Regions from separate parts of the Homo sapiens genome. Here region 2 is linked to region 1. Evidence: chromatin loops called from intact Hi-C (ENCODE). Cell type or tissue: Caco-2. All regions are shown on one strand. Each heading gives the region's core, and the rest is flanking DNA. Links, peaks and the distances in the headings are about the cores only.

What was found. A loop is a pair of places that touch in the nucleus more often than their neighbours do. Peaks named below come from ENCODE experiments on the same cell type or tissue, not always from the same donor. Only the 100,000 strongest peaks of a DNase experiment are listed, where the experiment ranks them.
Region 2: a loop joins it to region 1, with 5 times the contacts of the local background. A loop is called at or near these places in 5 of 110 quality-filtered maps.

What each region holds. Positions count from the first base shown.
Region 1 is chr10:23,527,648-23,532,049 of GRCh38, reverse strand. No RefSeq gene overlaps it. Among named protein-coding and RNA genes, the nearest start is that of OTUD1, 91 kb to the right of the region's middle. In Caco-2, for the core only: CTCF peaks have their summits at 1,815 (motif pointing right) and 2,122; no DNase peak of the experiment used is centred there.
Region 2 is chr10:24,554,838-24,559,239 of GRCh38, reverse strand. No RefSeq gene overlaps it. Among named protein-coding and RNA genes, the nearest start is that of ARHGAP21, 170 kb to the left of the region's middle. RefSeq lists a silencer at 172-619. In Caco-2, for the core only: a CTCF peak has its summit at 1,882 (motif pointing right); a DNase peak (open chromatin) is centred at 1,919.

The DNA of each region.
Region 1 (4,402 bases), core at 1,074-3,573:
ATGGTTTGGAATGAGCATTTTAAGGTAAATGAAAAGTTCATATCCTCTTGCGTCTCTGTGTCTTATGAATATTAAATCAGTCACTTACCCTGTTTTGATTATTATCAGGTCTTCCTCCTGATCATCATCTTCCTGATTCTTGGGACTCTGGAACCTGCTGTTTTCCCTTACCTTCCAGAATGTTCTGTTCACTGATAACCCTTGAACAAGTTACTTGACTATGCAGGCAGTATCTGCTCTGTACTAATCAGGACTCTTTGGGATGTAAGTGACAGAAACCCAACTCCAACTAGCTGAGGCAAAAGGGGAAATGTACTGGTTCCAAAAAGCGTGGCTCAGGCATGTTCCCTGCTCTATGTCTCTGCCTGTTTCTGCTGTCAGCTGCCATCTCATCTTCTGGACTGATTTTCTCCACAAAGCAGGAAGCAGCACCACAATTCACATCTCCTGAGTTTGACACCAGAGAATATCTCAGACTTCTCACTAGAGCTGAGTTCAAAACGACTCAGGTAATTCTCTGATTGGCCCAGCCTAGGAAACACGTCTACCCCACAACCACACATTCTATCCAGAAAAATGGTATTTCTAAAAAAAGGTGGAGGGAGGGGAGCAAAATAACAGACACCATTCTGTTGTAGCAGAATTCTCCCTCCATTATCTTGTTCCCCCACAGATCTTCCTGGGTGCCTTATGTATCAGGGAAGCTCTTCCTCTTTTAGAGTCTATTCCCTTTTTACCCTGCTCAATTACTCCTTAAAGGTTTTGTCTGCTCTCAGGCTGGCACGCTTCAATCCTCTCGACTTTAGATCAACTTTAGATGTCATTGCTTCCAGGAACCACATGTGAAGACTTGTCTTCAGATTACCCAGTGAAACCACAGAAGAAATGGAGAGGTCAGAGTTCCAACAAGCAGGATCATCAAGAAGAGAGGATATTTTCTCTGCTGGGTTCATAAGATAGTTTTGCAATCCTACCAAGTAGGGAGGCTGGTGAATTCAAAGAAGACAAATCTATCTATCTTTGTGCTAATTCCGATTTTGAAAAAAACCTATTTAGAGACACATGGCAATTTAAGAAAGCAGGAAACCAAAGAACCTGGCATTCTTGGAACAATAAATAAAAAGCTCCTTAAAAGTTAACAAGGCAAAGATGAATGTGGATTCTAACACGTGAAGTTAGCAGTATTTCATGATTTGGCTCTGCCGGAAGTTATTATACCAGAATAGAGCCAAAATGGAAACTTGCTTTGATCTACAGTTCCCAGTAAAAGAAATCTAAAATTAGACACAGTGTGATCAGTTACAGAGTATTTCTAATGGATCACTGAGCAGATTAGTGATTCAGTTTTGTTCCTTGAATATAAGAAGACAGACTAATGATTGGCTAAAAGACAGACTTAAGAGAATATGACTACACTGAAGACCACTTATCAAAGGTTACATTGGAATACAATTAAGTTGGAAAGTGTATTATTCATTTTAGTCCACTAAATATTTGATTGCTTTTTCTTTCTTATACATATTGCAAATATCCCCTTCAATTATAATTTTTTATAATTTTAATTTTCTTGGCTATGTGGCCTCTATTAGAAGAAACAAAATAAGCAAAGAACTGTTTTTATAATTTATTTTCTAATAGTCAATCTTCTACCAATAAGTAATAATTCAAAAGCTGAATGTATAATATATAATGGTTATGATTCGCTTTACTTAGTTTATTCCTTTTAAATTGGAAACTGTTAAACTTTTACATTTTTTTTCAGAATAAGAAATCATATCTCATGTATATTACCACTAGGTGGCTCAAATGGCTAAAACACCAGTTCATTATACAAGCAGATCAAAACCTTAAATATTTAAAGATTTATCTCTTTCTACAGTTCTATATACTTTAATTTTCTACAAACTTTCACATTATTTATAGATTATCGCTATAATACTACCCATGGTAAACAATTACTTTAATGTAGATCATCAACACATATGCTATTTTTATGAATGAGAGGATTAACAGACACAATGAATGAGTTATGTTACATTTCATCATAAACACGCAATAATAAATTAAAATTTTATCAGCTGACTGAGAACAAAGTATTCAACGGGGTCTAAAGAACCAGAGTACTGGGTTATATTTCATTTTAATGTATCCAGGCATTTCTAGAGATTACCAGCTTTATTTTCTGGCAGTTGTGGTTATTTATGTCTCTTCTCTACGGCAATGTCGCCATGTGGCTCTATGATAGACAGTGTCTTGCAGCCAGAGCTCAATCTCTCTGTAGACTAGAGACTTTGAAAATCAAAGCAGTCTTCCTTAGAGTAAGTTTTGAAATGCAGGACTCTCCAGATACCGTGTCCATCACATTAGCTGGCTGGAGGCCCTTGCCTCTGCCTGATACAAAGAAAACAAAAGCAGAAAATGATTGTTTTCTTCCCAATTTAAAAAGCATCTTATAATTCTGTTTGACTATTCAAGATAGAGCATCAAGGGGGAGAAAGGAGGAGAGATCCTTTCAAGCTGGAAAGGAACGTATTAAGCCTGTAGATTCTGTCAAAAAAAAAAAGGAAAACATAATGGCGTCCTTGGACTAAGAGAGCCTTGTATGTTTTCTAATCAAGAATAATCAATACACATTCCCCTTATTCTGAAGGTATTTTTGTTGTTGTTCTCTATACTTTCTTAGTACTGTACCAACAGAAGCTCTGCCCTTCTAGTTTAAAGGTGAGAACCAATGAAATAAAATCTTAAAGAAAATCTCTTTCGAAGTGATAATTTTTTTTTAAGAGACAAGATCCCACTCTGTCACCCAGGCTGGAGTGCAGTGGCGCCATCACAGCTCACCGCGGCCTGGAACTCCTAGGCTCAAGCCATCCTCCTGCCTCAGCCTCCCAAAGCTCTGGGATTACAGATGTAAGCCACCATGGCTGGCCCTCAAGGTAATGATTTTATCTTTGATTATTTGTCTTTTTAATCCCAAACAACTGAATTTTTCACCATAAAAGTTATTTAATTGGCTCTACCCTGGGGGAGAATAAAGATATATAGAAAAAGCTTAAGGGAGGATTTTTCCAACTCTTGTAACAGACGAGTAGCATTCTCCCCCTAATTTTTATCCTCTGTAGAGGTATTTTAAAAATCTTTTCCTTGGTCATTTATTATTTGTTATTTGGAAGTACATTTAGGAATCTTGAGTTTGGCTTAAAAGAAAAGTATTGATTCTCCCTCAGGGAGCTATAATTCAGTTTCAGCTGCAGTAACAGCAGGTCCTGATATTTTTATATTCATATTCAAGCATCTGACATTTGGGTTTTATTTGAATATAGAGCTGTAAATATAACATGAACCAGTTATCACATAGCTTTTTAATACCGAGATCTAATTAGTTCTTTCCAAGCGTGATGACTATACTCTGTCAAAGTTCTAACCAGTTAGCTTTTGAGAAAGAAATATTATCTTCCCTTACTGTGGCCATGAATAGTTTCCACTGGGTGAGAAAAAAAAACCTCAAATGATAAAAGAGAATTAATAGCTCACATGACTGAATGCTAGAAGTAAGGTTAGTTTCAGGATTGGTTCAGTTCAATTGCTCAACAGTGTCATCCAAGACCAAGTTTAGTTCAACATCTGTCTGCCTTTGGCAATGTCATCTTCAATCCCAGCAGTCCTATTTGGGCTGTCCACAACTACCTGGGCCCTGCCTCCATTTATATCTAAGGATAGAGAAAGAAGCTGCTTTCCCAGTTTTCCAAAACAGAGGACACTTCTTTACCAGAAATTACTCAGCAAACATGGTCTCAGGCTCGCTACCCACCCCTGATGCAATAACTCTGATCAGGGAATAGTTGTCCCTCATTGGTATAGGCTCCACCTAGGTACATGCCCCATCTCAGAAGCCAGGAACAGAATCAGCTCCCCGCAGCAAATGGGCTGTATAAAGGAGGTGTGGATACCTGTGTACGAGGGAGCACTGCTCCTATAGGAGGGAAAAGGAGGAGATATCAGTTAGGGGGTGGGGGTGGCTACTAATACATACATCGCCTGACTATGGATGGGAAACTCTAGAATCAAACTGCCTGATTTTGAACCCAAGTTCTACCACTTATTAGCTCTATTACCAGGTGCAAGGTACTTGACCTGTCTCATCAAGTAACAAGTGGGCCAATGATTTGCTTAATTGCTTATATCATAGGTTTTTTTTTTCTAAAATACAAGGTATTTAGTCAAGCATTTATTACACTCTTTCTTTGTGTGAGGCATGTGAAAAGAATTGGAGAGAACACAAAAGTGAACAAAATGATGTTCTACTTTGAAAGAGCAAGCAATTCAGGAGAGGAAATTAGAGCCCAGACATCATGGTAATAGACAGATGGGATAAGTTACATAAAAAGATATGTTTCCTAAA
Region 2 (4,402 bases), core at 631-3,130, 1.0 Mb before region 1:
TTCATCAGGCAAAACGTTATTGTGGAATAGCAGGTGAAGTTGGAGATGTTGACAGAGCCTGCAGGCCCTAGAAAAATTTTGGATTTTATTTAAATGCACATGGAATGGTCGGTTGAATCAAACAGGTGGAAATGTGACAGGGACAGGGATATATATATAAATTTGTCTGAGTCCAAAATAGCAATTGCACAAGTATAGAACAGTGGCTACATGGCTTAGCTTTTGCACAGGTGGAAGAGGCTCAGGGGCTTTTGATGACAGCCTTTATCAAGTGAACCATCGGCAGCTGCTACTCAGAATTTAATGCAGTCATAGGTGCTCAACTAGAAACACAACGTGCAAGCTAAGAGATGGAACACGCCCAGTAGGTTCTGCCTGCCGACGTTTGTTCAGATTTTGATAAAATACACCATCATCTACTCCTAACTACCTTTTCTGAATTGAACCATTGCTTTGGTTAGCTTACCTGAGTAAGGACCTTCCCCAGTTCATACATTTTTTTCCTTTAGAGACAGGGTCTCACTCTGTTGCCCAGGCTGGTGTGCAATGGTGCGATCAGGGCTCACCACAGCCTCCACTTTCTGGGCTCAAGTGATCCTCCAGCCTCAGCCTCCTGAGTAATTGGGACTACAGGCACACACCACCATTTTCTTTTTTTTATAGAGACGATGTCTCGCTACGTTGTTCAGGCTGGCCTCGTATTCCTGTGCTCAAGTGATCCTCCTGCCTTGGCCTCCCAAATAGTGCTTTTTAATCCACATACTTTTTAATCCACACACTTACAGCTTCTAGCTCCTTCAGCCCTGCGGTGGACAGCAAGACTTCCTCCAGAAATTCCAAAATGTGGAAATGAAAGAACAGCAAACTCATGGTCAGCAGACCGCCTCCCGGGGATTCCCATTCCTGCCCCATGGAGTTTGAATTCCCAGAAAATTCTACTTTGGATCTGCCCTCTGACACTTGGCATTCCACCACCGGACACTTGATCCTTTGATTAAATTGTTGCCCTCTTCCTATTGCCCTAACATGCTTGGAAAGGAACATCAGTTTTCTGGTATCTCAGTTTATCACTTCCCCCAAAGATAGAAACGATGGAAGGCACAGAGGAGTTCTGAAAAGAAGCCCCAAGCTGAGGACAAATGCCAACTGCCTCACGTTTTCATTCGGGGCTACAGCTGCATATGGCTGGTACATTTACATTTAAAAACTTTTAATTGGCAAATAATTATATATACTCAAGGGGTACATAGGGATGGTTTGATATATATATATGTATATATATGGTATATGGTATACCATCCCTATGTATATATATATAAACCACCCCTATGTGTGTGTATATATATGATATATGGTATACCATATTATATATGTGTGTATATATGGTATATGGTATACCATATATATATATATATATATATGGTATAATGATCAGATCCAGGTGATTAACATATCCATCATCTTCGACATTTCTCGTTTGTGTTAGGAACGTTCAATATCCTCCTTCTGGCCAGGCGCGGTGGCTCACGCCTGTAGTCCCAGCACTTTGGGAGGCCGAGGTGGGCGGATCACGAGGTCAGAAGTTCCAGACCAGCCTGGCCAACATGGTGAAACACCCTCTTTACTAAAAATACAAAAATTAGCCTGGCGTGGTGGTGGGCGCCTGTAATCCCAGCTATTCGGGAGGATGAGGCAGGAGAATCACTTGAACTCGGACGGCATAGGTTGCAGTGAGCTGAGATCATGCCATCGCACTCTAGCCTGGGCGACAGAGCAAGACTCCATCTCAGGAAAAAAAAATCCTCCTTCTAGCTATTTGAAACTATATAATACAGCTGCAGCAAAAACTGAGATAAAGTTGAGAAATTCAACGAGGTGCACAAGTTCCAGATGACCACCAGATGGCAGGAGGTGAACAGTATTTTCCTGAGATGCAGCCTCTTAAAGGAGTCTTCAATCTCAAGTCTTAAAGAGTGTTAAATGTGGATGGTGTGAACAGTAGGAACTACGTGCCCCTCATACCTCGTCCCCCAGCCTGCACCCCACAGAAGAATATGAACCTACCTGACTTTTGGCAGGTCCTGCCTTGGGGTCCTCTGTGTGTAATACAGACATTGATTCCTGCACTTGATAATTTACTGACCACCACTCACCCCCACTGTCTGCTTTAGTTTCCACTAAGTGCTGTGAAGGAGGGTGAACTCATAGAGGGTGAGATCCAGGTTTCCTGGAGTGAGCAGCGTGTGAGCTGAGATCAGGATGAGGAAGTGGTGGGGTGAACATTCCAGGCACAGGAAGCAGCTTGTGGCTGGGGCTTGAGGAGGAGCAGACCAAAGAACAGGGTGGCTGGGCCAGAGGGAGCCGCGGGTAGGTGGGCGAGGCGCCCACTGAAAGATAGGGAGACGCCAGATTCCGTGGGGCAGGGATGCCACGCTTGACCTTGGGAGTGTCTCCTTTGAGGGATTTTAGACAGAAGGGGCAGGAAGAGGTCAGGGCCCCTTTCTCTGGAGTCACTCAGTGAGCGGACATTCTTTTTGCAGGAGGGGGAAAGTGTGCTAGGCCTGGCAGGGCAACTTCTGCTGTGCAATGGATTCTATTCATTTGTGAGACTGAAGAATGTGCAGCTGCAATCACTGTACAATGATCTAGTTATTCCTGAACATCTTCTTCCCTGACTCCATTTCCAAGTAAGTTAGCCAACTGTTTGAGAATCAAACAGCTCAGCTAAGCCTTCTTGGCTTAGCTTCCTAGAGTTGATGTCAGGTGAAAAAAAGCACTTCTCAGAAAGGAGTAGAGACCTCCTTTTCCAGCCCAGAGGACACCAGGGATATGAGGAAGGAGGCGGCTGAGGCCCCAGACTCAGACCCTGGTGTGTGTGGTCAGATGAGCTCAAAACCACAAAGGAGATAACACTCAAGGGAGGAGACCAAACAGGTCAAAGACAAATTCTGGCTTCCTTACAGATCTAAGAAATCTTAGGTCTCCGATATGGTTTGGCTCTGTGTCCCCACCCAAATCTCATGTTGAATTGTAATCCCCAATGTCAGAAGTGGGCCCTGTGGGAGGTGATTGGATCACAGAGGTGGTTTCTAATCGTTTAGTGCCACCCCCCAGTGCTGTCTCATGATAGAATTCTCACAAGATTTGGTTGTTTAAAAGTGTGTAGCACTTCTCCCTTTGCTTTCTCTTCTTCCTGCTCCCGCCACGTATGACGTGCCTGCTTCCCCTTCGCCTTCTGCCATGATTGTAAGTTTCCTGAGGCCTCCCCAGCCATGCCTCCTGTACAGCCTGTGGAACTGCGAGTCAGTGAAACCTTTTCTTTGTAAACTACCCAGTCTCAGGTAGTTAGTTCTTTAGCAATTCCAGAATGGACTAATACAATCTCTAATCCATCTGCAATCCTAAATCGGTCCAATGTGCTATCTTAGATCCAATCTCTTTATGGAGCAGTCCTGGATACCACTTTTAATGCCGGCTCAAACAAAGTGTGATCCAATCAACATGCTGCAGAGAAGGACTTAATATCTTCTGCAGACAGGACGGCTCAACTGTCGCTTCCCAACATTGGGGATCATCTGTGTTCCTGTTGCCTGGCAGAGGTGTTGACTGGTAATGATACAAGGTTGGTCCCTACTGTCCTTCATCCATAGAAAGGGGCTTTCATCTCATTTGTTTCAAATAGAATACTTGTAGGTAAAGGCTTTAAATAAAGCCAAAGACAAAGAATAAAAGTGTGTCCTAGGTATGGAGATACGGAGATGTAGGTAACACTAGAGGTGATCGTTTCACGGTGATTCAAGAACCAGGAGAAGTGGGAGAAGCAGGGTGTGAAGACCAGGCATGCATACAACATAGAGAAACTGAGGAAGGGCTGAGGGTGGTGAAGCAGCAGAAGCAACCTGTCTACATGCTGATGGGCAGGATTACGCGCGGGGTGGATGTTGGTGGTGTTGGGGAGGGTCTCACTGAAAGTGCAAAACCTCTGAGCAGTGAGGGACACACTGAGGGCAATTGGAGAGGAGAGGGGACCTGTTGGTTTGGGCCTGGTGCTGCTTATGTTTTTAACCTGATGGGCAGGGAACCTCCATGCCACCCTCCGGGGTCTTGCCTCGCAAGGCTGAAGTCTGGGATGGGCTCTCTCCTGCCCAGGGTTCCTCTGCTGGGACCACGAGTATCCGTTTCCTCACTCTCCTGCCCTATCCTCAGATCCCAAATCACAGCTGCATGAGCCACCCTCCCGGAATCTCTCTCCTTCAAAGAATGGCTCTGCACTTCTAATTTTTGGCTTTACCTATTGACACTATGTCCAATAGAAGCCTGGAGAAACATTTGAAATACATCACTAAAACGATATGCATTATTAATAGAACCTCTGTAACAAACGTGCATGAAATGTCTCATT